2 separate regions of the Homo sapiens genome follow, and region 2 is linked to region 1. Evidence: chromatin loops called from intact Hi-C (ENCODE). Cell type or tissue: gastrocnemius medialis. All regions are shown on one strand. Links, peaks and the distances in the headings refer to the core of each region. The heading gives the core; the rest is flanking DNA.

Region 1 (15,351 bases), core at 6,896-9,395:
GATAAAGCCCTGTTCTGGCCTCTCAAGTTTCTGCAGCTTTGGGATCCTGGGAGACAGTGCCTTAGGAGTAGACACCAGGGCTGTCAGGGCAGGAATGGCACCAACAGGAGTAAAGCCCCTACCCAAACAGTGTCTTGAGCTTTGAGCATGAACAAAGGGGATCCTGAGCTGAAGACCCTGAGAGGACAACTCTTGCCAAAGTGAAGTGAGAGACCCCCAGGGACTCCTAGAAATAATTGGGTGAGGCTTAAAGAGAGGGAGCTAGTGTTTCTGTGATATGCAAATAGACTAATGAGCAGGATAAATCTGAGTACTTACTGTAAACATATTGTGAACATAAGACCTTATTTGTACGCAGGTTGGTGAGGTCTGGGGAAACCTGAATTATATTTATCCAGCCTAGCATTGTCATTATCATCATCATTAACATCCTATTCTGCACAAACTCAGTATAATAGCAATTGTGCTTTATCTGAACTTCTTTTTGGATGCAAAATGATTTCAGTCTATGTGTCCTTTTCTACCTTTCCCATTCCAGCCTTGCTATTCATTCTGTGGTCCACAGACCAGCAACATAAGCATCACCTGAGAACTTTTTTGAAATGAAAAAGTTTGAGAATGTCAGGCCTCACCCCAGGCCCACTGAACCAGAATCTGTAACAAAATCCCCCAGTGACTTACATGCACATCAAAGTTTGAGAAGTTAATAACCACTCTTAAGGAGTGGTTATTGACCTGGCCTGGAACTGCTAAATTCCTGGAACTACTAAACTCCAATGATAAATGTCTGGCTCCTGTAACTCTCAGAATCACCTGGAGAGCTGGGTTTACAGTTCTGGAGTCTGGGAGCATGGCACTGGCATCTGGCAAGGGCCTTCATGCTGTGTCATCCCATGGTGGAAGGTGGAGGGGCAAAAGAGGAAAGAGATGAGAATGAGTGGGAGCCAAACTCGCTTTTGTGACAACCCACTCAAGAACTAGCCCATTCCCACAATAACAACATTAATCTACTTACGAGACCAGAGCCCTCATGACCTCATCACCTTTCATTAGGCCCCACCTCCCAACATGGTTGCATTAGGGATTAAGTTTCCAGCACATGAACTTTAGGGGACACACTCATGCCATGGCAGCCTCATTACAGATTCAAATATGCATCCTTTCTTCTTTCTACCATAGGCTTACTTACTTCTGACTCCCTTTTTCTCAATAAATGATTCTTCGGCGACGATTGACAGGAGTCAGCCATTGAGGAGCTGGGAGATAAGGAGGAAATGAGCTCACTGGATAAAATAGATAACGAGGAGGCCAGCCCTAACACTGGCAAAAACACACATCAAAGTGAAATGAGGGTAGTAGGGAGATTATGAAGGACCTTGTTGGCTGGGCAGAAAAGTCCATTTAATGTGGTGGGAGAAATGAAGGCCAGTGAAGATTGGAGAGAAGTGGGGAGAAAGGATACGCTGAAATTTAAGTTGAATTTAGTAAACAATTTGTATTTGAAGATACATATTTACCCACTTAAAACCAAGCATTGAAATGATGGTCATTTAAGCATTCTTCTCAGAAAACTACCTACCTAGGTGTTTCTCATACAAATCTGCTCTGGAGCCAATAATGACATTTAATAAAGTCTTGCTAATTACGTTCTCTAACGAATTGTGAGACTGCTTAATCCACAGTGCAGAGATTTGTATAGTCAATAACTGCGTTAAATAGCCTCAGTTACTTACATACGGTGTCTATTGGTGTTAATTGTATCCATTAACCCAGACAGAATTGTTTTAAATTTCTGCAAGATGGTTAATGTGCTGATTCCTCTGAGGCCACTAACCACATTTTTCCTTTGGCCACATTCATAATTGGGGCTTAATAAAGCTTCTTAATCTGAATTTAGCCTCTGGATAAACGACCAAGAAGTCTAAAATTCTTCCTCATGTGGAATACTTCATAATATGCTTGAATTGAAACTCAAAATTAACCCTATTGGTGTTTCCCCATTTCTTTGATTTAGGATCTTTAAGATGAGAGCATCCTTCAATGATTAGGAGAACTACAAGATGGAAATAAAGACTGTATTACTTACAGGTCCTTGGGCGGGACATGGCATGCCTAGAGGCCACACAGGGAGGTCAGACAGCACAGGCAGGGAGAGAAAAAAGAGACCCATGGGCCAATGCCTTTATTGGGTATTGGGCATTATCCAAACAGGTTTCCTGCACGGAGTTTTAATTGGGTTTAAACCAAGCAGGCACAAGTTCCAGGTCACACAATAACTGATACATGGTCACTATGGCAGATCTGCACAGTCTCTGTGGGGTGTAAGAGTGAGTGGGGCCAGTCAAGCAGGCTGCATCTAGCTGTCCCATGGGGAAGTGGTCACTAGGGAGCAGTTGTATAAGGCAGATATCTGGATGGGGCACATTGAGGAACTCGGCAGGGAGTTGGACTGGAAATAGTGTCAGGAATGACTGAGCCCTGCTTCTGGTATGAGAAAGTCTAATGTATTTAAAATGGATGCCAAGGCAACACAAAATTAATACATAATTGTATAAACATAAACATAAATTTTGTTGGGTATAGTGAATTAAGCATTCAGTTTACCCAACAAAAAATTGACTGAAAGAGGGGGCCAGACACAGTGGCTCACACCTGTAATTCCAGGGCTTTGGGAGGCTGAGGCAGGAGGCTCACATGAGGCCAGGAGTTGGAGACCAGCCTGGGCAACAGAGAGAGATCCTGTCTCTAAAATAATACTTTTTTTAAAAAAGTTGGCAGAAAGATATACTAAATAAAAATACATAGGCTTGTATCCTTCAAATGCCCTTAAAGAAAGATATTTATCATTGGAATTTAGTAGTTCCAGGAGCCAAGGTCTTCCTCAGCTGAACAAGTCACCCCCATCTACCTGGTCGACTGGGCTTGAAATGTCCCTATATTTGGCCCTTTACTTTCAGGGGCACCTACTGTTAATATTCTCAAGGGCACTATCTTACTTCTTATGGTGCATTTCAAAGGTTGTGGTTGATTTGTTTGGGTCCAAAAATAGTATAGTCCAATAATCTGATCAGTAGCCAGACATAACATCACAATTGAAGTTGTATTTACTATATTTTGTTGCACACTAGGTCTTAGGGAGATATCAAGCTGGGTAACAGTTGATAGAACAAGTTAGAATATAATTTGCCCAATATATGTCTGCAGACGTTTTGGAAGCCTGGGAAATGCAATGAAGAACTCTCGTCCTGTATGCTTCTGGCGGTGTCATATAGAGGATCACTTGCTCACCAAAATCGCCTTAAAAGGATGCATTAAATCCTTAAATCACTATCCTGTGATGATATCAATCAACATGGTTTTATCACTAATGATAGTGATAGACAGTAGCCTGGGCAATGAGGGTGCCACAAGTAAACCTGACATCCCCTGTCGTAAACGCTACAGCCAACTTCATTTGAAAATCTCATTTAGAACACACTTTTGGCACGTTTCTTTCTCTTCTAGGACACACAGCTTTTTAAAAAATACAAAAATAGGCTGAGCACAGTGGTTCATGCCTGTAATCCTAACACTTTGGGAGACCAAGGCAGGTGGATCACCTGAGGTCAGGAATTCAAGACCAGCCTGGCCAACAAGGTGAAACCATGTCTCCATTAAAAAAATACAAAAATTACCTGGGTGTGGTGGTGCATGCCTGTAATTCCAGCTACTCAGGAGGCTGAGGCTGGAGAATCGCTTGAACCCAGGAGACAGAGGTTACAGTGAGCCGAGATAACGCCATTGAACTCCAGCCTGGGGGACAGAGCAGGAATCCATCTCAAAATAATAATAATAATACAAAAATAATACATGTTCATTGCAGACAATTTGAGAAAGAGAAGCATAAAGAGAAAATAATCTAAAATCTCACTGTAAGATAATGAACATTTCCTTCCAATCTCTTAAAAACGCAGTTACATATTACATGTATATTTTGTTCTGTGTTCTTTTATGTGATGGTCAGTCAGATGTGGCCACAAGAGGACACAGGAGAGGCTCAGGAAAAAAACAGTTTATTGTATTCACAGATTCTGGAAACAGGAAGTGTGGCACTCCTGCAGGGTCACATGGGGAAGCCACATGGGATGATCAAGGGGCAGAAAGCAGGGGCAAGGGGAAAGTCTAGGCCAGAGGTTACAGGGGTTTCCTGGGAAGGGCAGGCTGAACTGTTTAGAACTGGCTAGTTTGAATAATTTTGGTGGGCTCTAAACTATAGGAGTGGTCCCTGGTTGCCCAGTACCTGGCCCTGGGGTGACTAAAGCCAAGGAATACTGTCTCCTGGGAAGTATAGGCCAGATGAAGGAGGTGTGGCTCTGGAGTGGCTAGTTGGCATATCAAAGACATGCTCCCAGCTGAGTCCTTTGCTTTCCCTAAGAATTGGCTAGCCCCAGAGAGTAGCCTGTCTCCAGCCCAGAAGGATTTTTTGTTTGAATCTCCTCTGTTGTTTTTTTTTAATAGGACAAGAACTTGTTTATTTTATTTATTTATTTATTTTTGCCAAATAAAGCAATTGGACAGCGTTCCTTCCTCTTTTCTTTTTTAAAAAAAAAATTCCATAGGTTTTTGGGGAACCGGTGGTATTTGGTTACTTGTTTTGTTGTTGTTGTTGTTTTTTTTTTTTTTTTTTTTTTTTTGAGACAGAGTCTCACTCTGTCGCCCAGGCTGGAGTGCAGTGGCGCGATCTCGGCTCACTGCAACCTCCGCCTTCTGGGTTTGAGCGATTCTCCTGCCTCAGTCTCCCAAGCAGCTGGGATTACAGGCACACGTCACCACGCCCGGCTTATTTTTGTATTTTTATTAGAGACGGGGTTTCCCCATGTTGGCCAGGCTGGTCTCGAACTCCTGACCTCAGGTGATCCATCCGCCTCGGTCCCCCAAAGTGCTGGGATTACAAGCGTGAGCCACCTCGCCCAGTTGAGTAAGTTCTTAAGTGATGATTTGTGAGATTTTGGTGCACTCATCACTCAAGCAGTATACATTATACCCAATTTGTAGCCTTTTATCCCTCACCCTTCCCACCCTTTCCCCCGGAGTCCCCACAGTCCATTGTATCATTCTTATGGGTTTTTAAGAAGTCAAAACATCACGATATACAGACAATAAAATGTATACAAGATATATTTTATTGTATATATATATATATATATATATATTTTTTTTTTTTTTTTTTTTTTTTTTAATGCATATTTCATTCTTCTGAGCCCCATCCCGAGTCTTCCACTTCAAAGTCAGTGTGGGCCCTTTGGGAGTCCCTTCTTATTTCTGTCCCCAGAGCATGTCTCAAGCCACCTTAGGGGAAGAGGGATGTCCCTCCGTGTTCAGGTGAGGGGCTGCTGTCGTTCAGTGAATGTAGGACGGGAGGCCAGCCTCCCCACCGGCCCTTTTGCTGAAGCAGGCATACACGGCGCCCCCAAAGAGGATGGAAAGTCCTTTAATCAATCCCCCAGGGGCTGTCAGGAAGCTGAATCGGGGAGGTGGCAGGAGCTGATCAGCCGTGTCCCTGACTTACTGAACTTGTACCGCACTGCTCTCTCCTTCTGTACTATGGCCCTGAGGTGCCCAGGCCCCACAGCTGACTCAATTAATCTGAAGTGGGGTGGAGCCATCTATGTTTCTTTTAGGGATTCAGGTGACTCTAATGTGCGAGTGTGAAACACTGGCTAAGCCCTCAGCGCTGTGCTAGGCAGCCCTCGCTTATACCCTACTTATTCCCACTTCTGCCTTCTCCCCTTAGTGTCCCCAACCTCTTCCTTTCCCTTGGGCACACTACCACTCGCTCCTGCAGAAATAGCTCACGACGACGTGCTCCTCAATTCCACGACCTGTGGATTCTCCGTGGCCACTGGCCTCGCAGTTTCTGTTGACGCCATCAGGGGCAGCAGCGAGCGCGGTCTCAGTGAAGGAGGCCTCTAGCTTGCGGCGGGGAGTTGAGCTGGAAAGGGTCTGGATAAGGGTGAGCTCTGATGCTGTTTTCTCCAAAATAGGGTCTGAAAGTATATACCTGAGCTTTGTGAGGATTCACTTATTCCTCCCTGAGTTGTATCACAGTTTCTCTGTTTTGACTTAGGAAAACTGATAAACCTATGTGACTTTCTTTGCTTCTCTCAAATACCTGGGTGGGAGATGGTGGAGGACAGTCCACAGCAAACTCAAGTGAATCCATTACTTTTCATTCTCACCAAAGGTCTGGAGCTGTATCTGGTCTCTGGTTTTGGCCTATAGACACTGCCCTTTTGATCTGAGGGTGAAAAGGGGATTCAATCTAAGAGTATTTCATTTCCTAAACAATCTGGAAGAGATGTATTAGTTTAAAAATCACTCATTGTTTGAGCAAACACTTTCCACATATATTCTATGCATTCTCTCTTTCTCTGCATATGCCATGCCTTCTTTCACTTCCATTATATTGGGAAAATTTCCCCCATGTCATTAAATGTTTTTGGAAAAGATGATTGTGCATGATGATACCTATTTTGCAAATTTTATGTACCATAGTTTTTTAACCATTTCTCTGTTGCCGGACATTTAGTTTGTTTATGATTTTCACTCTTATCAACAACTGATATAAATTTTCTCATATATAAATCTTTGGCCCTCTCACATATCATTTACCATGAACATTGGGAGTACCGTATTTTATCCTTTTGGAGTCCTCTCGGTGTTAAGAACAGAAGTGGTTTCACACGTGGCACTTAATTAACGCTTGTTAACTTCACTCATGGCCTAGATCAACTTGCATTGGCGCCCTATAAAACCTGTCTCTTTAATATTAAGCCATATGAAATCACAAGAGTATGCCAAATCCAATTAGCATCTATCACGACCTATCCACTCTATAAACAGGCATTTCATGTTTCTGTTACATTCAACTTCTGAAATGCTATAAGCAGAATCTATTAAGGCAAACAATGAAAACACAAGTAATAATTTCTTAAAAAACACTTTGCAATGCCTGCATCATACATATTAATTTATAGCTGCAGCAACAGAATCTCATATTCAGATGGTGTCCTTTCAAAAGGAACTGTGTAACAAATCCCAGGCAGTACTTAGCTTAACTTACCTTCCTGGTGATTTATATGATGCACATCATTGTGTGCATAAAGTCCAAATTTCATGACACAGACACATACAATTACATGGATGACAGTAATATGCCAATGAATGATATAAACATCAACTGTTAATTCACTAAGAGAAATAGAAAGTCAAGGCAAAAGAGACTACGTCCCAAAACTACCTGACTACTGCCTTTAGGCAAAAGATCTTTTGGAAATCAGCTTTTAAAGACTTTAGTTTTACCACTGCCCTGAAGCAGGCTGAACCTAAAATGGGACTTTACTATCTGCCCAACCCTGGGCCCAGAGTTACTCATGGAATACAGGTGACTTCACCAAGATTCAGGTGAATCCATTACTTCTTATTCCCACAAAACGTCTAGAGCTGAGTCTAGTCTCTGGTTTTGGCCTATTGACACTGACATTTTGATCTGAGGGTGAAAAGGGATTCAACCTAAGAGTATTTCATGTCTTAATCTAGAAGAGAGGTATTAGTTTAAAAGTCATTCATTGAGGAAACACTTTCCACATATTTTCCATGCATTCATTCTCTGTGTGTGTGTGTGTGTGGTGTGTGTGTGTGTAGACTACCTTTTAGGATTTTACTCTATGTTATATAACTTTACTTTGCAACTTTTACTTTCCCGAAAGTGCCTGGATAAGTAATGTGTAAAGTGTAAGGCAAAGTTGTTTCTGTTCTATCTTGAGCAGTTCATAAAATAACCTTCAGGTCACCTTCCCTGTGATCTGCAGATTGGCTTGGTGCGTACTCTAGAGGTGCCAATCATTCTTTCTCCGCTTACTCCTCTCTGTGAGAGGACTCACGGCACTGGAAGAGGCAGTCCAATCACCATGTGATATCTGCTCCTTAACTTGGCCACAGCAGATCAGAAGCCAGAGCCAAAGATGAGTCATTAGATTTTCTGCCAGGAGGAGTTGGAATTGTGACTTAGTGACTGAGTCTGTTAGCTGCATGGGTTTCTCTTTCTTCTGTTTCTCAAATAGCCTCAAGCCCTTCAGCCTCCTGGGTGATGTCTTCCTTGAATATCCGAATAAAATGTCTTAAGTCCTGCAGTGGAGACAAATGCTATGTGTTAAACTCAATTTCATTTCTTCTTCCTCTTCCTGGGCACACAGGAAGACCACATTTCTGAGCTTCCCTTGCAGTTAAGTTGTGCCATGGCTGTCGGGTGCTAAGCAGAGAGGCAATGGCCAGGAAGAAGAGGCAGGAGTCTCTTCTTGTGCAAGAGTTGACAATTAAAGAGGAGAAGAGTAGAATGGTGTTGGTAAGGTCAGATGGAGGCTTTCCCTTCCAAGGAAGTCTTGTGCATATGATGGAGCAGAGAAGTGGGCCACTGGTGCTAAAGAGAGGAAATGTGGTAGAAATGGATGGGTTGAAGGGTGAGCTTGAAACAATATGGGCATGTCAAGGCAGGGACAAGGAGTTACTGAGGAAGCTTATCCAGAGGCCTCAGCCTTCTCCCTGGAGTCAGAACCACCTGCTGAGGGCAGTGGAGGAGAAAGAGTGGGAAGAGAGAAGCTCTGAAACTGCCCTCTGGGCAAGTTCGTGGAGCTGGACAGCATGGATTTGTAGTAAGCCAGACATGAATGGTTTTGTGCCAAACCCGCGGAATTTGGTGTGTGATCTGGGAGAAGGACCAGAGAAGGCTGTCTGTGGGAATTACCAGAAGTCAGAAGCCTATGTTAGCATAACATTATCACTTGCCTAAAGAACAGATGATAGGGAGAAAAATGTTATTCTTCTAGGCCCATATTTATTCACTATTTCTTCCTACTAATAATACCCCAGTGTCTTTAAGTACTAAAACGTTCCATTTCTACAGAATGTTTTCTCTCATCTGTAAGAATAAAAAGGATGTTCATTTTTTTAAAACATTAGGTACTCATTACTAAACAGGACAAAAATCAATCTTTTTTTATTTTTTAAGACCCAAAACAATAGTTAACTACTATTTGAGCTGGGGATCTATTGTCTAGAAAAGTAATAATTATTAAGTAATTCAAAAAATAAATATAAAAGTAACAGGTTCATTTTTGAAAATTTGTTCAGCACAAAAGAGTTTTAAAAAGAAAAAAAATCCATAATCACATCATCCAGAGCAAAACATTTAAAATATTTTGGTGTCTTAAAAAATTAGTGTCATTCCAGATAAAGTTTTGTACTCAGTATTTTTCACACATTATTTTATAAATATTTTCCTAACTCATCAAATGAGCTTTAAAATATAAATTTGCTGACTATAATATATAGTACCAATTTTTTTGAAGTTTATGCCTGTTTTGTTTGTTTATTTTTTGAGACAGGATCTTGCTCTGTTGCGCAGGCTGGATGGAGTGCAGTGGTGCAATCATATCTCATTATAACATCAAATTCCTAGGCTCAAGTGATCTTCCTGCCTCAGCCTCCCAAGTAGCAGGGACTACAGGTGCATGCCACCATGCATGGCTAAATTTTTTTTTTAGGGATGGGGTCTCGCTGTGTTGCCCAGGCTGGTCTTGAATGCCTGGACTCAAGAGATCCTCTCACTTGGCCTCCCAAAGTGTTGGGATTACAGGCATGGGCCACCAGTCCCAGCTTAAGTCTGTTTTCAAATGAAAAATGTAAAGCTGAAAATTGCTGCAATGTATATTGTGATTATTACCTTAGGACCGATTTCTACAATGGTATGTCAATAGGGCAAAGAATATATTTTTCCTTAAAAATAAATTTTCTTTAAAAATAAAAGTTCTAAATGATTTTTTGAGATACACATACATCATTCAAAAATGAAAATGATCTATAAAGTATACACTGACCAGTCTTGTCCTCATCCCTATTCCCTTTCAGCTTATTATGCCTTGTCCTCTATAGGTAACCGTTTTTCTCAGTTTCCTGATTTTTCTTCCAGTGTTTCTTGCCCAAATGTTTATTTCCCAATGAGAGAAATATCCTGTTTCTCACAACCTTACAAAAAGGAAGGATATTTTATACACTGTTCCATGCCTTGCTTTTTTCACCTTACTATGTATCCTGGAGATCTTACCATATAAATCTGTAAAGATATTTCCTATTCCTTCTGTCTCTCAGTTGCATAATGTTCCATTGTATGGATGCACCATAATTTATTCCACTAGGAGCCCTGAGTTGTTGTCTTATCTTTTACTATTACAAACAAAGCTATAATAATCTTGAAGTACGTCATGACATATATGTCTGCGAATATCTGTAGAATCGATTTCAAAAAGTTGGATGCCAGGCGGCTCCTAGGATGTGTGGAGCTCCAGGCAAATATTCTTTGCAGGGCCACTGCCGTCTTACGCCATTTGGCTTTAAACTGTTGTTGCAAAATCCTTGAACCCATTTGAAGCTTAGTGATTTATCAATGAAGATTTAGTGTAATGGATAGAAAAGAGGTACTTACACATTTGGCTACTGTCCAGTAAGTACAGATGAAGATTCTTCATAGTGTCCAGGTACCATCTTTTTGTGTTTTTTCTTTATTGTCAAATATGTTATTCCTGGCTAATTTCATATCTCCCACTGCAAGGAAAAGTTAACAATATTGTTACTGGTTGCAATGCCAGGGCTCTTCAGAACCTATTTGTATTGAAATGGTACCACATCGACATCACCACATTGACGGTAGGCAAGAAGGACACCAATTGAAAGGGCCGGCTGTGGAGCAGTGGTCTTGAATACCTTTGGGAGAGAAAGGGACAGCCATCCCTAGAGAACTGCCTGACATGTGTTCTAGAGCCAGCAAAGGGGGTTGGGAAACCTCCCTAAGTGCAAGTGATGAAGTATGCACAGGGTAAAGGGTGACTGCTACCACCGTGTCATACTTTAATGCTCTAGACGGGAGGCAACGCTGCAGCCAGAATGCTGATATAAGACAGCTACGGCTTGAGTCCAAGGGTTAACTATGGACAGTTAGTGGCCCAGAGCTCTCAACTTCCCCTGTGTCTGACATGAAAGTCACACAAAATCAACATGTCATTTTGGTCAGTAAGAGCAATCAACTCATCAAAATGCCTTTCTGGAACTAGGGCTGGCCATAGAATCCTGGAACTACCCCATAGGCATGAGTCTCTGGTCTCTGGTGGACCTCAAACAAGGGGAAAAACAGAAACTGGGCCAACTGCCAGCCCACTGGCCAGTCTCAGGCTTTGGATGGCAACTTACAAAACTGTAAGGTAGGAGCTTCTGCCAACTGGAGACCATACAGGATCAGTTCCAAGTTGGGGCACCCTGCCCAGATGGCACTGCTGACTCCAGCTAGTCTCGCTATCAGTGGGGAGACTTAGAAAGAAGATTTAGAAATTAGGAATTCACTCTAAAGAAGGGGTAGGTGAACGTGTGTGTGTGTGTGTGTGTGTGTGTGTGTGTGTGTGTGTGTGTGTGTGTGTGTATGTGTGTGTATGTGTATGTGCAGGGCCAGATAGTAAAGATTTTAGGCTTTCAGGCTCTATGGTCTTTTTTAAGGCTACTCAATTCTACTGTATAGAGGGAGAGCAGCCATAGGCCATATGGAAATGAATGGACATGGCTGAATTCTAATAAGCTTTATTTATCCAGGCAGCAAACTGGATTTGGCCCACTGGCTGAAATTTGCCAAACTTTGCTATAAATCATGCAGCAAAGGGCCCAGCCTTTACTTGCCTAGTAATGGTGAAATTACAAGATAGGATGACAAGTGCATTTGTAATTTTGTTATATATGGCTAGATTCCCCACTATAGAGCTTTTATTCTGCTCTACCACCAGCAATTTTGTCTCCCTACAGCCTTGCCAAGAGAATGTTTTATCCAGTTTTGAATTTTTGCCAATCTGATAGGTAAGTAGTATCTCAGTGTGATTTTAATTAGCATTTTTTTGAGTGGTATTAAATTTTTTTTTCTGTGAACCATCTCTCCTCTGGTTATTTTACTATTGGGTTGCTGGTATTTTTTCCCTTGATTTATAAAAGTTCTTTGTTTGCCAAGGAGATTAACCTTCAATATGTATTCTGCATTTGTTGGATAAAGTGTTCTACAGATGTCAATTAGGTCAAGGTGGATGAGAGTGTTCAAATGCTTGAGATACCTAGTCGTCATTCAAGTAGAGTTGTCTGGCAGGTATTTGGAAATACAGATTTAAAACTCAGTTGAGAGGTTGGGACTAGACAGTTTTGGAATAATCAGTACAGATGATATTTATAACAATAAGATGGGTAAGATCACATCGGGAAAGAAAGTAGATAGAGAAGAGATGATAAAACTGAGCCCTAGAGCATTCCAACATTTAGAGATTGAGAACAAGAGAAGCGACCAGCAAAACAAACTGAGAAGGGGCTTTTAGTAGGGTAAGGAAAGAAAGCGAAGGGCAGACTTTTGGAAGCAAAGTAAAGAAAATATTTCAAGATGGAAGGAGATTCTGTTAAATGACTTTAGAGATTAAATAAGGTAAGAATTCTTATTAGAAATTGATCATTGGATTTGGCAATGTGGAGGCTATTGGTGACTTTGACAGTGAAGATATGTTTTTGGTAAGGAAGTTTAAGAGGAAGAGAATAATTTTGTATAAGAAAGAATCTTGAGTGGCATATTTTTGTCCTAACATCAAATGACTGGTTATTTAAGAAAGACGAAGTAGAGGACAAAGCAAAAAAGCTAAGCATATCGAGTGTCTGAGTAAATCATGATAAGGTTTGTGAAGAATGAATTTATAAAAGCAATTTTTGTGTGATCATGTTGGTTACAATTAGAAGGGAATTATTTGTAAGTTTTTCTAAAGATTGAACTTTGATATTAAAAATACACTAATACAAAATTAAATTTTTGGTCCCCTATGCTAGAATAGCCAGGTTTTCTCAAATTTTTGATCTGCTCTTAGCAAAAATTACAAGACATTTTTATTTTTAATTCTAAAATCTGTTTCTTTAGCAGGCATTTTCTAAACTGTACAGTTTCTATTTCTGCCACATTTCTTCCTGACATTCATTTAATGTCCCTAGTTTCAGGCTGAAAATGCTGTCTTCATTCAGGTTGGTAATTTCATTTAACAAGGTAGAGTTTTCCTGTTGAAGCTTCTCAGATCTATTTCTCAGAAGTTCGACTTTGGCTCTATCTTGCGACATGTGATTTGCAGGTCATAACATCTTGCCTCCTGTTCTTCTTTCTCTACTTGAGAAGGACTGAGATGATCTCTCTCTCCTTCAACTTTTTTGTCATTCCTTAACTTTTTTCTCCAGCTCCAACTCTGTCGTTATAACCTGACAGTAAAATGCTTATCCTGAAGGCCTGGAAAATCAGTGTTTTCTTCTAGTATAACTTAATTCTGTTGGCTTTTCTTAATGTGTCTGAATTGTTCCATGTAACCAGGAAACTTCTGATGATGTTAGTAAGAGACATATATTCCCCTGCTCAAGGTACTAGTTTTCTTGTTTATATTTCTCTATAATATGGTATACATTCATAACCTTGGGCACACTCTTCCTGTGTCTGATTAAGTTCAAGTACCCTTTCATGAGGTTTGACTTCCAGATTATCTAAATAGGCTTCCCATAAGGAGAAGCAGTTACACTGGAGGAGGTTTTTATTTTTGGTAACTGGCCTAAAAAGCAAATATTTTATATTTACCAAGATAATTTCCTGTTGTTATCTTTATTTTTATTATTATGTAGAAAAATTGAGCTTTGAAAAAGTTGCTTTTTTTTTTTACATTTATGAAACTTTATTGCTTTTGAAGTCTTTGGATTATCACTCTGGTTAAATGAATGGCTATTATTTCACAGTGACCTGCGATCCTGTTTTGATCAAGTATTTTGAACTTTTTGGCATCTTTGGCAGGCTTCTCCAGGATCAACATTCTAAATTAAATCTTTTTGACCTAGAATTAACTTCAGGATTTTCCATGTGGGCCACTGGAGAGCCTCAAAGGATGTATCTTTCATCTTGTAGAGATATTAAGTGACTAGGCTTGTTTGTACGGGAAGTATTGTCAAATGATAAGTGATGCTAGGTTTTCTTTCAGTTACATTTATGGGTATGTTATTGATATGAATGTCCCCAACTGTACAAAACTCTTAGAAATCTAATATCTTATTGGCCATAATTCTGGTTATTATATTGTATGCCATAAAATAACCAAATTTCCTTGTCAATTGCTGATTGTAATGAATCAAAGTCAGATTCTTAACCATGGCTATTTTAAGTCTCTGTCATTCACAATTATTGTTTTGATTTTTCTCCAAAAGCATTTGCAATTAGTTTCATGAAAAATACTCTAACAACTACTCTTAAATACAGGTTTCTAATAACTGTAAGATCAATGGACTACATAAAAAATTTTCAAAAATTTAATGAAGAAACTGATGGGTTCATAAAACAGATAAGATCAAGCAAAACAAAAATTAATTACATGAGATTAAGTAACTGATGAAGATGTTTTTATGTTTATTTGAAACATTATTGGTTCTTAAATGTTTTATTTTCCAGATTGAAGGAACTTTTTTTTTCTTAGTTATCCATAGTTTACAGAAATTTGGTAAAGTGTACTCGTGTGAACAAAGATGGAAGCAATTGCTTTTCTACCTACTTGATGCCTCCAAAATGTGGGAACTATTCATGGTTATTTGCATAAATTCAGTAAAAATCTGCTTTCTATAACTGGATACAATGAAAATACTGGTTATATTACCAAGGCTTTGAGTGAAATAGATTGGAGAATATGCATAGAATACCTGACTTCAAGGGTTCTCAGCCTTACGGTGAATAAAAACTCACTTCCTGGCAGGCTCAGGAGCCTTAGGACTGTAGGTAACATCTAAAGTCTTCCTTAGTTTGGTTTCCTAGCCTCAAGAGGTTTTTAAATCTGAGATTCCTGTGTGATCAACATAGGCAGAAATAGTTATATTTATAAAGAAAAAGCTATAATACATCTGCTATTAGATTATAGCTCTGTGCATTGTTTTCAGGTTCTTATTTACCTATAGAGTAGACTAGATCCTGAATTCTTTTATATTCCTTTAATCCAACTTTCTTCCATGGAATTACTAAAAACAGGAACTGCTCTGTTCCTAAATCTCTATAAGCTGAAATGATAAATTTTAAGGAACAAGTCTTGTGCCTGATGTATGAGCCACACAAAGAGTTCACCAAACTGCCTAATGCCATAACCAGAGACATTCAAACTGCAAACAGGATAAGAAATTGACATTTTCATGCTGTAGACAGCTTTTCCCAAGATATTGGCACAAGACTCTATATCATAACAA
Region 2 (15,351 bases), core at 2,349-4,848, 64 kb after region 1:
ATCACGGCTCACCGCATCCTTGATCTCCTGGACTCAAGTGATCCTCCCACCTCAGCCTCCCAAGTAGATAGGACTTACGGGTGCATGTCACCATGCCTGGCTGATTTTTTTTTTTTTTTTTTTTTTTTTTTTAGTAGAACTGAGGTCTCACTATGTTGCCTTGGCTGGTCTCAAACTCCTGAGCTCACACAATCCCACCTCCTTGGCCTCCCAAAGTGCTGGGGTTATAGAAGTGAGCCAGCGTGCTCAGCCTAGATTATACATTCTTAACAGAGGTGAAAACTGGTTCTTGAGAGGAGAAAAAATATCACTCATTTTATTTATAAAGCCCATTTACACATACAGCACATAAATGGATAAACAGTAGATGTGCAAAATGAAAATTTCATGGGTAGGTATATTTAGAAAAAAAAATTGATTCAAACGGCTCCTTCAAAAGGTGATGATGAAAATAAAAGATTGAAAAACACCGCCGGCTGGGCGTGGTGGCTCACGCCTGTAATCCCAGCACTTTGGGAGGCCGAGGTGGGCGGATCACGAGGTCAGGAGATCAAGACCATCCTGGCTAACACGGTGAAACCCCGTCTCTACTAAAAATACAAAAAATTAGCCGGGCGTGGCGGCGGGCGACTGTAGCCCCAGCTACTCGGGAGGCTGAGGCAGGAGAATGGCGTGAACCTGGGAGGCGGAGCTTGCAGTGAGCCGAGATCGCGCCACTGCAGTCCAGCCTGGGCGAAAGAGCCAGACTCCGTCTCAAAAAAACAAAAAAAAAAAAACACCGCCTTAGATCAGAAATTCCCAACCAGTGTGCCTCACATGGGTTACAGCTGTGTCAAGATACTATCCTCCAAGCTCTTGGCATGGCTGCAGTTCCAAATCAGGTACCTCTGGTTACAAATGGCTGTTTTCTTCACCCTAGGGTGCCATCCAAATATTATTAATTTTTATGTGTGCCATGACATGAGAAAGATTAGAAAACACTGCCCTAGAGAAATGAATCTCTCTACTTTCCTGGGACAACTGAGGCTGTCAGTTGTAAGACCCTTCATCTTAGTCTCTATCCCCTAGCCCGTATCTGTGTATTTTCACCTGTCTTTCTTCAAGACTCCTTTTCTTACCACAGTGAGATAAGGGGTTATCCTTTCTTTCCAAGGCTACTGTGTGGCCCACCGTTTCATGGGCCTTGCTCCCTCACTATTCACCATCTCTCATGCATCCTTGATCTTTCCTTCTCTATTACTCCTTTGCCTCCTTGCCAACAAACGTACCCACATGTCTCTTCTCTTGGAAAAAGTTCCTCATCTGGACTTCTAAGTGTCATTCTAATTCTTTTCTTTTCATTGTCAATTAATTAATATGAAGTCTAAAAGTGCTACTTCTAAGATGTTTATTGTTTTATACTATTTAATAAATGCAAAAATAATATTTATAAAATACATGTAAGTTACAAAGACTTACACTACAAAAAAACACCCATGTACCCACCACTCAGTTTAAGAAAAGGAATTCATTATCTTTAGATTTGTAGTGCCCTCTGTGCTCTTCCTTAATCCCATATCCTTCCTTCGCTATCAGAGTGACTATGTTTGTGTTTTTTATTCTCGTGCTTTTCTCTGTGTTATTACTACATACATGTATATTCCTAAATACTATATAATTTGGTTTTACGTACCCTTGAACGTTATATAAATGGAATAATTTATCACATAAGTTTCTGAGATTCATCCTTGCTCTTCTGGGACATGTAATTAATCCATTTTTATTGTTAATAACATTCTATTGTAAGACTGTACTTTCATTTATCTAGTCTGCTACTCAACAAAACTGAACTCTCAAATGACTTCCTGATCACTGAATAAACAGTCCGTCTTGAATCCTTCTTGGCTACAATAACATAGCTTTCATCCTCCTTCTAACCAATGCATCTTGAATTCAGAAGCTATTTCAAGAGCAGATAAAAATAGAGACGATAAGGGAGAGGAAGTATGCGATTGGGGATATCTTGTTTGGGACACTGGGTAGCTAACACCGCTAACTGACACAGGAAACACCAAAGGGCAGGTTTGCGGGGAAGAGGATGAGTTCAGTTAGAAGCTTCAGATGTTCCATGTGGAAATATCCAATTTAAAGTATGGATCTAGAAAGGAACAGATGTGTCAAGACTAGGGATAAAGCCATGAAATGAGCCGTATGACAAGGACAAGTTGTTCTCAAACTTTTGCATATATCAAAATCAATTGATGAGTTCTACCTCCGAGCTGCTGATTCAGGCTTAAGCATCTGCATTTCTAATAAGATCCCAAGTGATATTGCTGGTCTGGGGACCACACTTTGAAAATCTCTGGATGAGACAATATTGCCCATAAAGAAGGTGAAAACTAAGAATAGAAGCTCAAGAGCAGGGTCTTGAAGAATACAAAGAGACAGGTAGAAAGAAGGAACCAGTGAAGGAAAATGAAAAAGAATTTTCAGAGAAGCGATGAGAATGGTAGAATTGCAAAAAGGGTATAGTAAATAGTATTAAACAACTGAATAGAATGAAGACTGAAAATAAGTTATTGGATAAAGTAATTAGGAGGTCACTGGAGAGCTTAGTAAAAGCAGTTTTGTAGAGTGAGAAGGAAGAAAAATACTATAATGAGTTGAAAAAATACAGACTACACTTGGGAAAGTTTGATTGTAGAGAGTAGAAGAGACAGAACAGAAGCTTGAGAAGGCAGAGCACTATGGGAAAGGTGACTTGGGATAAAAAACTTGTGCACATTTGTAAGCTAAAGGGAAAAGATGTAAGAGAGGAAGACATGGGAGATACCGGAAAAGTTAAAATAATTGATGGAGTAAGGCTCCCATTGGAATTGTAATGGAATAGTATCCAGGGCACAGGTCAACTAGTCAGTCCTGGGCAAAAGAATCAGCTCTTCTGAGATAGGGGTGAAAGAAGTTAAAAATAGACATTGTTAGAGATACGAACAGAGGTGAAGGGAAAGGAAAGAGCACGCTGGGAGAGACATGCCTAAAGACTCTATTTTCTCTGTAAGCCTGCCCTACAACAAACATTAAAGGAATTTCTCCAGGCAGAAGGAAAATAATACCAGATAAAAACCTGGATCTACACAAAGGAAAGAGTGCTGGAAATATAACTTTATATGATAAAATCTAAAAGATATATTTTTCATTTTTAGTCTCTTTTTAAAAATAACTGAAGCAAAAAATAATAACAATATATTACAGGATTTACTATTTCAAAAAAGTAAAACGTATTTCAAAAAAGAGTACATAAGTAAAACGTATTTCAAAAAAGAGTACATAAGAAAGAGGAGTGGTATTTCAAGTATAGTGACATAAGCTTCTTATCCTATATGTAAAGTGGTTTACTATTGTTTGAAAGTAGACTGTGATAAAAAAGATATAAGCTCTAAATCAATGGTTCTCAAAGTGTGGTCTAGGGGGTCTGAGGAAGGTTAGATCTAGAAATCCCAACACCTAGCTAACAGAAGTACCAGAAAGAGAGACTCACGTTTATGTTAGCATGATAAAGGCTTTAAGAAATCCCGTAGTAGGATGTGGAGAAATAGGAACATGTTTACACTGCTGGTGGGACTGTAAACTAGTTCAACCATTGTGGAAGACAGTGTGGCAATTCCTCAAGGATCTAGAACTAGAAATACCATTTGACCCAGCCATCCCATTACTGGGTATACACCCAAAGGATTATAAATCATGCTGCTATAAAGACACATGCACATGTATGTTTATTGAGGCACTATTCACAATAGCAAAGACTTGGAACCAACCCAAATTTGTCCATCAATGATAGACTGAATTAAGAAAATGTGGCACATATACACCATGGAATACTATGCAGCCATAAAAAAGGATGAGTTCATGTCCTTTGTAGGGACATGGATGAAGCTGGAAACCATCATTCTCAGCAAACTATCGCAAGGACAGAAAACCAAACACCGCATGTTCTCACTCATAGGAATTGAACAATGAGAACACTTGGACACAGGAAGGGGAACATCACACACCGAGGCCTGTTGTGGGGTGGGGGGAGGGGGGAGGGATAGCATTAGAAAATATACCTAATGTAAATGACGAGTTAATGGGTGCAGCACACCAATATGGCGCATGTATACATATGTAACAAACCTGCACGTTGTGCACATGTACCCTAGAACTTAAAGTATAATAAAAAGAAAATAAAAAAATAAAGAAGAATTAACACCAACAACAATAAAGAAATCTCGTAGTAAGCAAGTTTGTTTAACTTAATGTTTAACAAATTTGATTGACCACAGAACTCACTTTTCAAGTTATACTTATTAACATCTCACAGAACTAGTGTTACCATGAAATATATTTTGGAAAATGCCACTAGTTCTGAAAGACATTAATAAATATTAAAAAATATCCTAGTCACAATATGAACACAGATATGCCTTAAACAATGTATGCATTCTTGTAGCTAATAAAACATAAATTAGTAGCTGCATATTTTGAGAAAAAAAAAATCACAGGCTTTAGAATAGACCCGATCTGGTTTTCAATCGTGACTCACCACTTACAAGATAAGAGACCTTAGACAATCTACTGATCTTATTGTGAGGATTATACGACACAACATGTATAAAAAAAACCTGTAAGTTACCTGGTACATAGTGGTAGGTACTCACTAAATAGCAGATAATGATGATAATGATGAAGATAAACAAGAGTCCTTTAAATAGTACATTCCCCAACACATTTTAAATGAAATTCAATTCTCAAAAGTTCCATCTTATTTGAGGAGCATAGAGTAAACCATCTCTATTAATGTTTTTTAAAGAGTGGAATTTATAAGCTCATAGTGTACCACCATGCCCGGCTAATTTTTATAATTTTTGTGCAGACAGGGTTTGGTCGTGTTGCCCAGGCTGGTCTCAAACTTATGAGCTCAAGCGATCCACCTGCCTTGGCCTCCCAAAGTGCTGATAGCCAACTAAGAGGTTTACTTACTGAGATACTAAAAATATATTACTATGAATATCACACAATGCCACAGCACAGACATCCAAGGAGAGCATTTCAGTGAAGCTCTAGAATTGTTTCTTACTTAAGGTAAAACAACTGAAATATGCATTAAAGCCTTATAATAAAAGGGTTATTGTAATTTAAGTTAAATTTCTTACTGAAATGTTGTTTAATATAGCTCTAACAGTCATTATGAGTAATGTTTATGCTAATGAACTCATCCATTAATATTCACAGAAGAGGATCTGAAGAGGAGGGAGGAAAGCAGTAGTTATTCCAGGCAGTGAAAATTAGATGAATCTTTGTAGGGACAATATAAAAACCTAGTTAGAATGATAATGAAAAAATTGCGCATGTCTTTGGGAAACAATGAGTCCAACCATGTACAGAGGGCCTTGAAAGCTAGGCAGAAGAATTCAAATTTGATCTGATAGGCAGGGAAAAAAACCACTGTTAAATTCATCATCTTAGGACCCATGTAATAAAAACAATGTTTAAGAATGACTAGGCTATTAGTGACACTTAATTTGCCTCAAATAGAGAGTGAGTCAGGAAGCCTACTTTATTACTTGAATGATGGCTATATTGAGACATTAGGCTACAAGAGTAAGACATGCTTGTTATATAAATAAATGATTGAGCAAGTGAACTGTGTTAAAGGGCAAGCAGACAATGGCTTGGTCATTTTTCAGTCAAAGAGGATGAAGGACCAGGTTGAAATAGATGGTCCCACAATTTTATGTGTGGGTGACGGGGAGAATGGTGGCATGAAGAGAGAGACCTATAGGGAAAATTTGTTCATTGATATTCTAAAGTGATATAAAAATTAAAATATTCAGTAGAAATTTTAGACATGAAATTAGATTTTGAAGAACTTGCCTTTATATGTCATATATATTTTTTACATATATACATATATACATTTTTTTTGAGACAAGGTCTTGCTCTGTTGCCCAGGCTGGAGTGCAGTAGCGTGATCTTGGCTCACTGCAACCTCTGCCTCCCTCCCAGGCTCAGAAGGTCCTCTTGCTTCAGCCTCCCAAGTAGCTGGGACTACAGGCGTGTACCACCATGCCTGTAAAAATATAATTTTTATATTTTTTGTGCAGGCAGGGTTTGGTCATATTGCCCAGGCTGGTCTCAAACTCATGAGCTTGAACGATCCACTTGCCTTGGCCTCGCAAAGTACTGGGATTACAGGGATGAGCCACCGTGCCCAACTGACATATTTTCTTTTTACATAGATATGCAAAGTAAATTACATTAAATATGTAGTATATCCTGGGACATGTTTTTCCCCAAGTAGAATTACTTTTTAAATTATATTGATCTAGGCTGTACTTAAAATCTACTTTAGTGTTCAACAATGAGAACACATGGACACAGGGAGAACATCACACACCAGGGCCTGTCAGGTGGGGGGCAAGGGGAGGGAGAGCATTAGGACAAATAACTCATGCATGCGGGGCTTAAAAACTAGATGATGGGTTGATAGGTGCAGCAAACCACCATGGCAAATGTATACCTATGTAACAAACCTGCACGTTCTGCACATGTATCCCAGAACTTAAACTAAAAAAAAAAAAAAAAATCCACTTTAATGACAGTCACCCCAGAAGCCGGTAGACTGGATTAAAATGATCTTATTAAATGTAATTCATATATAAATGTCTGTGAATTTAAGTATTATAATTCCCATTTCATAGATAACAAAAAAATATACGACAGATTTTTAAAGGGATCAGCTGAGGACCAATAGATTTTTTTCTTTTATTTTTTTTTAAGACAGGGTCTCACTCTGTTTCCCAGGCTAGCATGCAGTGGCTTATTGTAGCCTCTAACTCCTGGGCTCAGGCAATCCTCCTGCCTCAGCCTCCTGAGGACATACCTGGGACTACAGGTGTGTGCCACCACATCTGGCTAATTTTTGAATTTTTTATAGAGATGGGGGTCTCACTATGTTGCCCTGGCCTCAAACCCCTAACCTCAAGCGACCCTCCTACCTAGGCCTCCCAAAGCACTGGGATTGCAGTCATGAGCCACTGTGCCCACCCCAGATTTTAATGAACTGAATGGATAAGCAATGTTGAAACCCAGCTGTCTCTAATTTATCCACAAAAATTGACAAAAGAAACAACAAAACAATATACAATAGCTGATAATCCCAATGTAAATAATAAACAAAATCTGAAATATATTTTGCCACATTAATCTTAAGTCAGGTATACCTGACTCTCAAACTAGTAGTTCATGATAAGATTAAGAAAGATTACTTTTCAGAAATGTATTCTGCCTGTTGAGACCTGGGAATGTAATTTTCACTGTGAGCAACAACTTGGGGTTGGAGGCAGAATGGTTGGGATGGGAGGACAGACCTCTTGAATCTGAGCCCTAAGACTTCTAATAGTACCTAAGACTAAGAGGATACGAAGATTTGATATTATCATGAAACAGTATATCTAATTCTTACCATTAATAACTGGCGTGTAAACAACAATCCCAACCAAGTTTGGGTCTGATACAGTTGTGTCCAGAATAAGGCCCCCAATGCTGAAAGAGATAAAATTATATAATTTAGAGAAGAGGGAAGAGAACATACTTGAAGTTATTCTGTACATACAGACACCCCTCCTTTTTAAAATAAAATATTCACACATTTTAAAAATAGAGCAAAAATAAAAATATTCAAAGTAAAAATCAATGTCAACAGTAAAATGTTGAAAATAAAACACGGCATAAGCTCTAGCCCCAAATTTCAGAATTCTGATGTCTAAGATATGCTACTTGTGAAAAGAAAAAGCATACGCTTTAAATGCATTAAAATGTCTTGAACAGTATACGAGAAATTATTAACCATGTCTATTTCTGGGGGTGAGGGTGACAGGGGACTGACGGTCATTTTATATCCTTCTGTGCTTATTAATTTTTTAAAACCATGCCATTGATCACTCTTATAATTTAAAAAATAATTTAAAAAAGAGTATGGTTTCATATTTGAAATAAAGCATAAAAGAGGTTATTTTTATTGTATTAAAACTAGATATTGTTAGGATGTGTCTTATTACTGGCAAATTAAAATAATGAGTTATAGCCACAGAAAGAGCTGATCTTGAGAACAGAAATCTGGAAAACTAACATATCGTTATATGGTAGCAAGCCATACACTCTCAATGTGTCAGTGGAACTTGGAGATTTTTCTAAGTTTCCAAGGCCATTATCAACTGGTTAACATCAGTTTCTGGGTCTGTGTAGTATAAAACATTGCCAGTCCTAATATTCCATGGGATCCTGTGCCCAAATCTTCCAGGAAAATGCCATCCACATTACAACAAAATGAACTACATGCTGTCACAGAATGGGATTGTCAAAATATCAGATCAAATGTTCTTACCTGATAGTTAACATTAGAAAATTATCAAATCTTTATTATTTTAATTCTTTAGTAAAATAAAGGAATTATGCCTTAATAGGCCTAAACTGTGGGCGTTCTCATTAAAGAGGTACACTGTAGAGTCCCAAAATAGTCCTCTTTAGAAATATTTTAACATTTTAAGCCCTAATTAAAAGAATAAAGTACATACTTCAAGAACAAACTAGTTCTGAGTCAAAAAATAAACCTCCCTGACAAAATATATAGATCATGTTGTGGATATAACATAACAATTGCTAAAAATACATTTTTTAGATTCCTGTTAAGCCCAGTGATAAAAGTTACTATAGAAAAAATTAGAAAAGACAAAATGAAGAAAGTAAAAACCAACCCTAGTTACACCATTGAGTTACACTGTTAGTATGCTGTTATATAGGCTTCTAGACTTTTTTTAACTTATTTTGTTACTTATTTAAATTGACAATAAAAATTGCACATATTTATCCTATACAACATGTTTTGAAATATGTATATATTGTAGAATGACTAAATTGAGCTAATTAACTTATGCATTACTTCACATACTTATCTTTTGTGGTGAGAACACCTATACAACATGTTTTGAAATATGTATATATTGTAGAATGACTAAATTGAGCTAATTAACTTATGCATTACTTCACATACTTATCTTTTGTGGTGAGAACACCTAAAATCTCTTGGCAATTTTGATGAATACAATACACTGTTATAAACTATCACCACCATGTTGTACAATAAATCTCTTGAATATGTTCCTGTAGTCTAACCAAAATTTTTAATCCACTGACCAACATCTCCGCAACCCAGCTTTTTTACTATATACATTTTTAAAAATAAAAATTAAATGATAAAAGTAGTTTTATTTGCTTTTATTAAATTTTATTTTTATCATATAGATGTGTGTCATTAAAAAAGTAAAAGTACAGCCAGCATGGTGGCTCATGCCTATAATCCCAGCACTCCGGGAGGCCGAAGTGAGAGGACTGCTTGAGACTAGCAGTTTAAGACCAGCCAGGTCAACATAGTGAGACCCTGTCTCTACAAAAGAGTAAAAATATTATCTGGGTGGGTGCATGCCTGTAGTCCCGGCTGTTCAAGAAACTGAGGCAGGAGGGTTGTTTGAGCCTAGGAGTTTGAGGCTGCAGTGAACTACAATCAAGCCACTGTGCTTCAGCTGGGGAAACACGGCGAGACACAATCTCTAAAAAGAAAAAAAAGAGGTATATAAAAGTACCATAAAGTTCATAATAAAATAATGGTCCCTAGCCCCACCTCCAGGTCCTTCTCTGTACTAGAAATTCTTTTTATCTTCTTTAGTAGTTTCTTATGGCATTTAGTTTTTCTAAATAACATGCTTATACTGCTATTTCTTCATATTAAATTTTAGACATTTAGCAAATGACTTCCTACTATGGCAGATGAGGATTTGACCTCTCTTACACTTCCCTCCCACTTTGATCCCTTCCCAAATCCCTTCCTCCTCCCATCCTGCTAATCTGGTTATAATTTCTGGTGAAATACTTAGGGTTGACTTTATTATAACAACAGAAATTTCATTACTCATAGCTGAGCCACAGAGTGTATTATTAGATATCCTCACGTACGCTTTTTGCTTTGCCTCATATTTTTCTTAACTTTTTAGGTACCTATTACTAATTCAACCTCACATGTGTAACTAAGTTTATGAAGTACCTTTCAATACAGTCAAACTCATCAATTCCACTTTTTTTTTTTTTTTCTTAGAGACCTCCCTCCTTAAGTCCCCTGTCCTCCTGCCAATCTGGATGGTTGCCTGTCTAGGCCTGATGTACAGCTGTCATCCTGTACCTTCCCTCCAATACCCCCTTGGATCCTGGTCTATGTACTATAACAAAAGCCCAGTATTTCATGGGATTCTGTTGCCTGAATCCTCCAGGAAAAAAGCAATCTACATTACAGAAAAATGAACCACATGCTGTCACAGAATAGATTTCTTCTTTCCTGTATCATCTTTCTTAATTTGTTTCCTAATTTTGATAGACCACACCTCCTTTCAGCTTTATACAAAGGGGTAGAGGGGCAGTAAATTCCATGAGATCCTGCCTGTCTGAAAATTTCTTTAGTCTTCTCTTACACGTGGTTGATATTGTGACTGTATTTTATGTTCAAAATAATTTTCTCTCAGAATTTCAAAGGAATCATTTTAGTGTTGCTACTGGACATCATTCTGGTTCCCAGTGCTTTATATGTAACTTATTTTTTCTCTGGAAACATTTGGGATTCATGATAATATGCTTTCACTTGGGTCCCACCTACTTTAATTTATTGCACTGGGTACTTAGCAGGCGCTTTCCATCAGGTAGCTCATGTTTTTCAGTTCTGGGAATTTTCTTGTATTATTTATTTGAGAATTTTCTCTCCTTATCATTCACCTCCTATTGTCTATCTCTTTGCTTCATGGTTTGCTTTTCAGGAGGGTTCCTCTACTTTATATTCCAACTCTTCTACATAATTTATTTCTGCCATTTATGTATTTTTTTAATTCCCAAGAGCTCTTTGTGTTTTTCAAATCTTCTTTTGCATTCTGTTCCTATATTATGAATATTATGCAATAGCTATTATGCAATAGTTTCTCTTATTTATCTGAGGATACTGATAAGAGTTTTCTGAAAGTACTGATGGTACTTTCCTTGAGTACTATTTTTTTTTCCCATCTGTCTTTTATGTTAGAGGCCTTTATGAAATGTCTAGCAATCCTTTACTGGCTGCCCTGTTTAAGGGGCACTGCAAGGCATACTTGGAACTCTCTGTGTACATGGGCAGAGTTTGTCAGCAAGTGGGACTCATGGAAGACAATCAGGTGGGTTTGTAGCTCTTTCATTAAAGGACTCACAAGGGTTAGTATCTGCAGATCTGATCTTTTGTGCTGGTAAGTTCCCCCACAAATGAATTATCTAATTTTTTGCCTGGGGGTAAAAGGCTGTCTCTCAGCATTATACAAAGAAAAGGAAGTGGGATAGGGTTCTCATTGTTCAGTAGACTTTTACTTAGTCTTGCTATTTGTCACACAGTGCTTGAGCCACATCCTCACATGTACAGATGTTTCTGAATCTAGAACCTCTCCGATTTAGCCTCTTGAGAGGTTATTCTTGTCTTCTGCTAGGGTGTGAGGGGGCAGTCACATGGGTGCTAAAGCTGGAGAAAGATTGTGGGGATCTAATTGCTCCTTACCTAAACTTTCAACCAATCTTCCTCATTGCAGCTTTCAGATGTACTTGATGCCTTTAATTCCTCTTTCTGGGTTTCTGAGACTTGCTTCTGATAGGCAGTTAGGTGTCAGCTTTTTTCATTCTGCTCATTCAGTTAACAACTCTTCATCTGATTCCTATCTTCCTAATGTTGTCTCTCACCTGCTGCCCTCTTTGCTCCTCCTCTGTCTTTGTGGTTTTATAGCATTTTTATTCTTTTACTGTCCTTTTAGTAATTTCAGGAAGGAAAAGAAACGTTTCTTAATCTAACATGTTTAATAGGAAATTCATACTCTTTTCTAGGTTGTTCTTCTCATCAGATGTATCATAAACTCTTTCCATAGCAATAGAAATGCTACAATGTTATTTTAATGGCTGATACTCCATTTTGTGACTATATAATAATTTATCTGATCAATACCGTATTGCAAGACCTTTATGTTGTTCTATTTATTTTTGTTATTAAAAACTCTGGGGTGATGAGGATGCTTGCAGCTAAATCTTTTACATATGTCCTTAATTACATCTTTAAGGTCATCAGAGTCCTAGATATGGAAGTAGCCAATGGAATATACATTTCTAAGGCTTTATGATACTCATCTGAGCAACTTAATACTCAGAGTAAGTAATGTCCTTGTCAGGTTAACATACACATACACACACAAAGACAAACACCACTAAATTTTACTCAATCTGGTAAGGCTTTGGAGAGAAGTTTGAAATTGGTAGCCACATGAGGTTCTTTACATCTACTGATTTCATTAATTATGCCTGTCATTTAGATCCCTTGTTATAATACCCGGGAGAATAATGAATTGGCTATATAAAATAATTAACCTAAGAAATAAAAACAGGCAATTCATTTATTTTAATATGCATGTACATATATGCTTATAGAAGACACACAAAGACAGACAGACGTACACACACACACACACACACACACACACACACACATATTTTAATACTAACCTACTTATAACCATAGCTGTTATGACAGGCTCCCAGCCTGAGTGGAGAACTGTTCTTGTGGCTGGATGTTTGGCAGCTATTATAATCCAAATAGGGGTTAGAGCCAAGAAAAATACACCAACTAATGGAGAAATGTAGTAATAGGTCTCTAAAATTAAAAAAAAAAAAAAAAAGAGAGACAACATTTAAATCTCTCTTCTATGTAGCAGATCTAAATTATCAAAGTTTACTAGAAGGTACGACACTATCAAACATATTAACATGCTATACATTTTCTATAAACTTCAAACAAATTTATAACTGTAAATAAGGTAAAAATATTAAACAATGTAACTGAAAAGTAACACATTAATTCAATAAACATTTACTAAAATAGTTACATAACCTACATGAAAATAGCATAATAACAATAACAACAAGAACAGTAACAGTAAAAAAGCTAACATTTATTGGGCTCCTACTATATACCAAGTACTATGCTAAATGCTTTACATTCATCATCTCATTTCATTGTCCCCACCAATATAAAATAGATACTGTCATTTCTATTTTATGAAGAAACTGAGGCTTAGAAACTTAAGAATACAGTGAGGAAATAGGGAGAGCCGGAAGAAAATATGTATCTGACACCAAAGTTAGTGCTCTTAACTCTAAAGGTAAATAGGATATTATTTTTGTCCATAGGGATCTTATAGTACAGGCATTCCATAAAATATTGGCTGCCTACTGATAATAGATATCCAAGCTCCAAAATGAAATAGAAAAACTAGGTTTGATTCTCAATTCATATTTAATTCTAAATCTCCCTAGGGTTAAAAGTTGCATATCCCTTACTGAAAGTCTTATCATCTCAAGGCATTTTTTGGATAATATCATTTTAACTGATCAAAGTTTCATTATTATCAGAGATATTCCTGGCTTCTTCTCCATAACTCTAATTAATTTATTATGCAGAATAAGTACTTTTTAACTTAAAGGCAGAGTTTGCCTCGCAGTCCTATAGCCTACAGCCTTAGATTACTTAATCTAAGTCAAATGTTACTTAATATTTTGATCTTACAGAATGCTGCAACCCTTACCCCAACTCTTATCTTTGACTGAATTTTCTATTTTTTTTGCTTCTTAAGGTATTTAAAGATCTTCTCACCTATGACTAAAGATGCTTGAACTACATACAAACCCAAAATTTTTATTTTTTCCATATCATGTAGGAATAAACAATTATTATAGATATTAAAATAAAGCTAAACAAAGTTTACTCCTAAGCTTTTGTATGGATTTGCCATCACATCTTCTCACAGTCCTGTAGCCTACAGCCTTAGATTACTTAATCTAAGTCAAATGTTACTTAATTTTTTGATGTTACAGAATGCTACAACCCTTACCCCAACTCTTATCTTTGACTGAATTTTCTTTCTTTTGCTTCTTAAGATATTTAAAGATCTTCTCACCTATGACTAAAGATGCTTGAACTACATACAAATCCCAAATTTTTATTTCTTCCATATCATGTAGGAATAAGCAATTATTATAGATATTAAAATATAGCTAAACAAATTTTACTCCTAAGCTTTTGTATGGATTTGCCATCACATCTTTAAAATAATTATACTAATAAAATTTATTTTTATATTTTCTTCTATTTAAAGGAATATGACTAATGCTACATTGTGTCATTTTCTCCATGATTTTTTAAAAGATGAAAAAAACCTTTTATTTGTTGAATGGATTCACAGTTCTCCTTGTAAGCCAACAGATAAGGATAAATAACATCCCAGTTAGGAAGCATTTCAATCTACTAAAACAACTAAGGTTGCCAATAATTTCTTTAATAGAACGAAATAGAAAACAAAATGCATTGAAAACCACTAAACACAAATGAAAAGAACTATTCTGCTAGGTCAGATCATCTTAGTATTTTATTCTCAGGTCAAGAGAGGAGCACCCTGCTAGACTTTAAAGAAGCTATCCTCAACATTAAATCTCTGGAAGGACATCTGAAGCTGAAAAACGCACCCACCACACCCACCCCAGAATCACTGCCCTGAATTTTCAAAGAGGAGAAAAAATACCTTAGGAAAGAAACTAAAAATAATGAGCAGGCAGTTCCTTAAAAAGTTAAACAGAGTTTAACTTGACCCAGCAATTCTACTCCTTCATGTACACCCAACAGAATGGAAAACATATTTACATAAAAACTTGTACATTACATAAAAACTTGAATGTTCATAGCAGCACTATGCATAATGGCCAAAAAGTAGAAGCAACCTAAATGTTCATCAAATGGTGAATAGATAAACAAAACTTAGTATATCCATAAATGGACTATTACTTGGCCATTTCATTAATCCATACAATTGGATGTTACTCTGCACTTCATATGATTCAAAAATGATGCATGTGACAACGTGATGAACCTTGAAAACATTATGCTAAGTGAAAGATGCCAGACTCAAAAGGTCACATATCAAATGATTACTTTTACATACAAGCCCAGAATAGGCAAATCCGAAGAGAAGGTAGATTGGTGATTGTTAGAGGAGGGGTGGGATGAGGAATAACTGCTAAAGTATTCTGTTTTGTTTACAGATAGGGTCTCACTTTGTCACCAAGGATGGCGTGCAGTGGCATAATCTTGGCTCAGTGCAGCCTCAAATCCCTGGGCTCAAGTGATCCTCCCATCTCAGCCTCCCAAAGTGCTGGGATTACAGGCATGAGCCACCATGT

Evidence for each region. A loop is a pair of places that touch in the nucleus more often than their neighbours do. Peaks named below come from ENCODE experiments on the same cell type or tissue, not always from the same donor. Only the 100,000 strongest peaks of a DNase experiment are listed, where the experiment ranks them.
Region 2: a loop joins it to region 1, with 2.7 times the contacts of the local background. A loop is called at or near these places in 5 of 110 quality-filtered maps.

What each region holds. Positions count from the first base shown.
Region 1 is chr12:104,784,814-104,800,164 of GRCh38, forward strand. No RefSeq gene overlaps it. Among named protein-coding and RNA genes, the nearest start is that of SLC41A2, 170 kb to the right of the region's middle. In gastrocnemius medialis, for the core only: no CTCF peak of the experiment used is centred there; a DNase peak (open chromatin) is centred at 7,998.
Region 2 is chr12:104,853,808-104,869,158 of GRCh38, forward strand. It overlaps SLC41A2 (solute carrier family 41 member 2), which reads right to left. Exons shown (of 11, transcript NM_001352171.3): 7 at 12,625-12,772; 8 at 7,484-7,563. Among named protein-coding and RNA genes, the nearest start is that of SLC41A2, 97 kb to the right of the region's middle. RefSeq lists an enhancer at 11,521-11,650. In gastrocnemius medialis, for the core only: no CTCF peak of the experiment used is centred there; no DNase peak of the experiment used is centred there.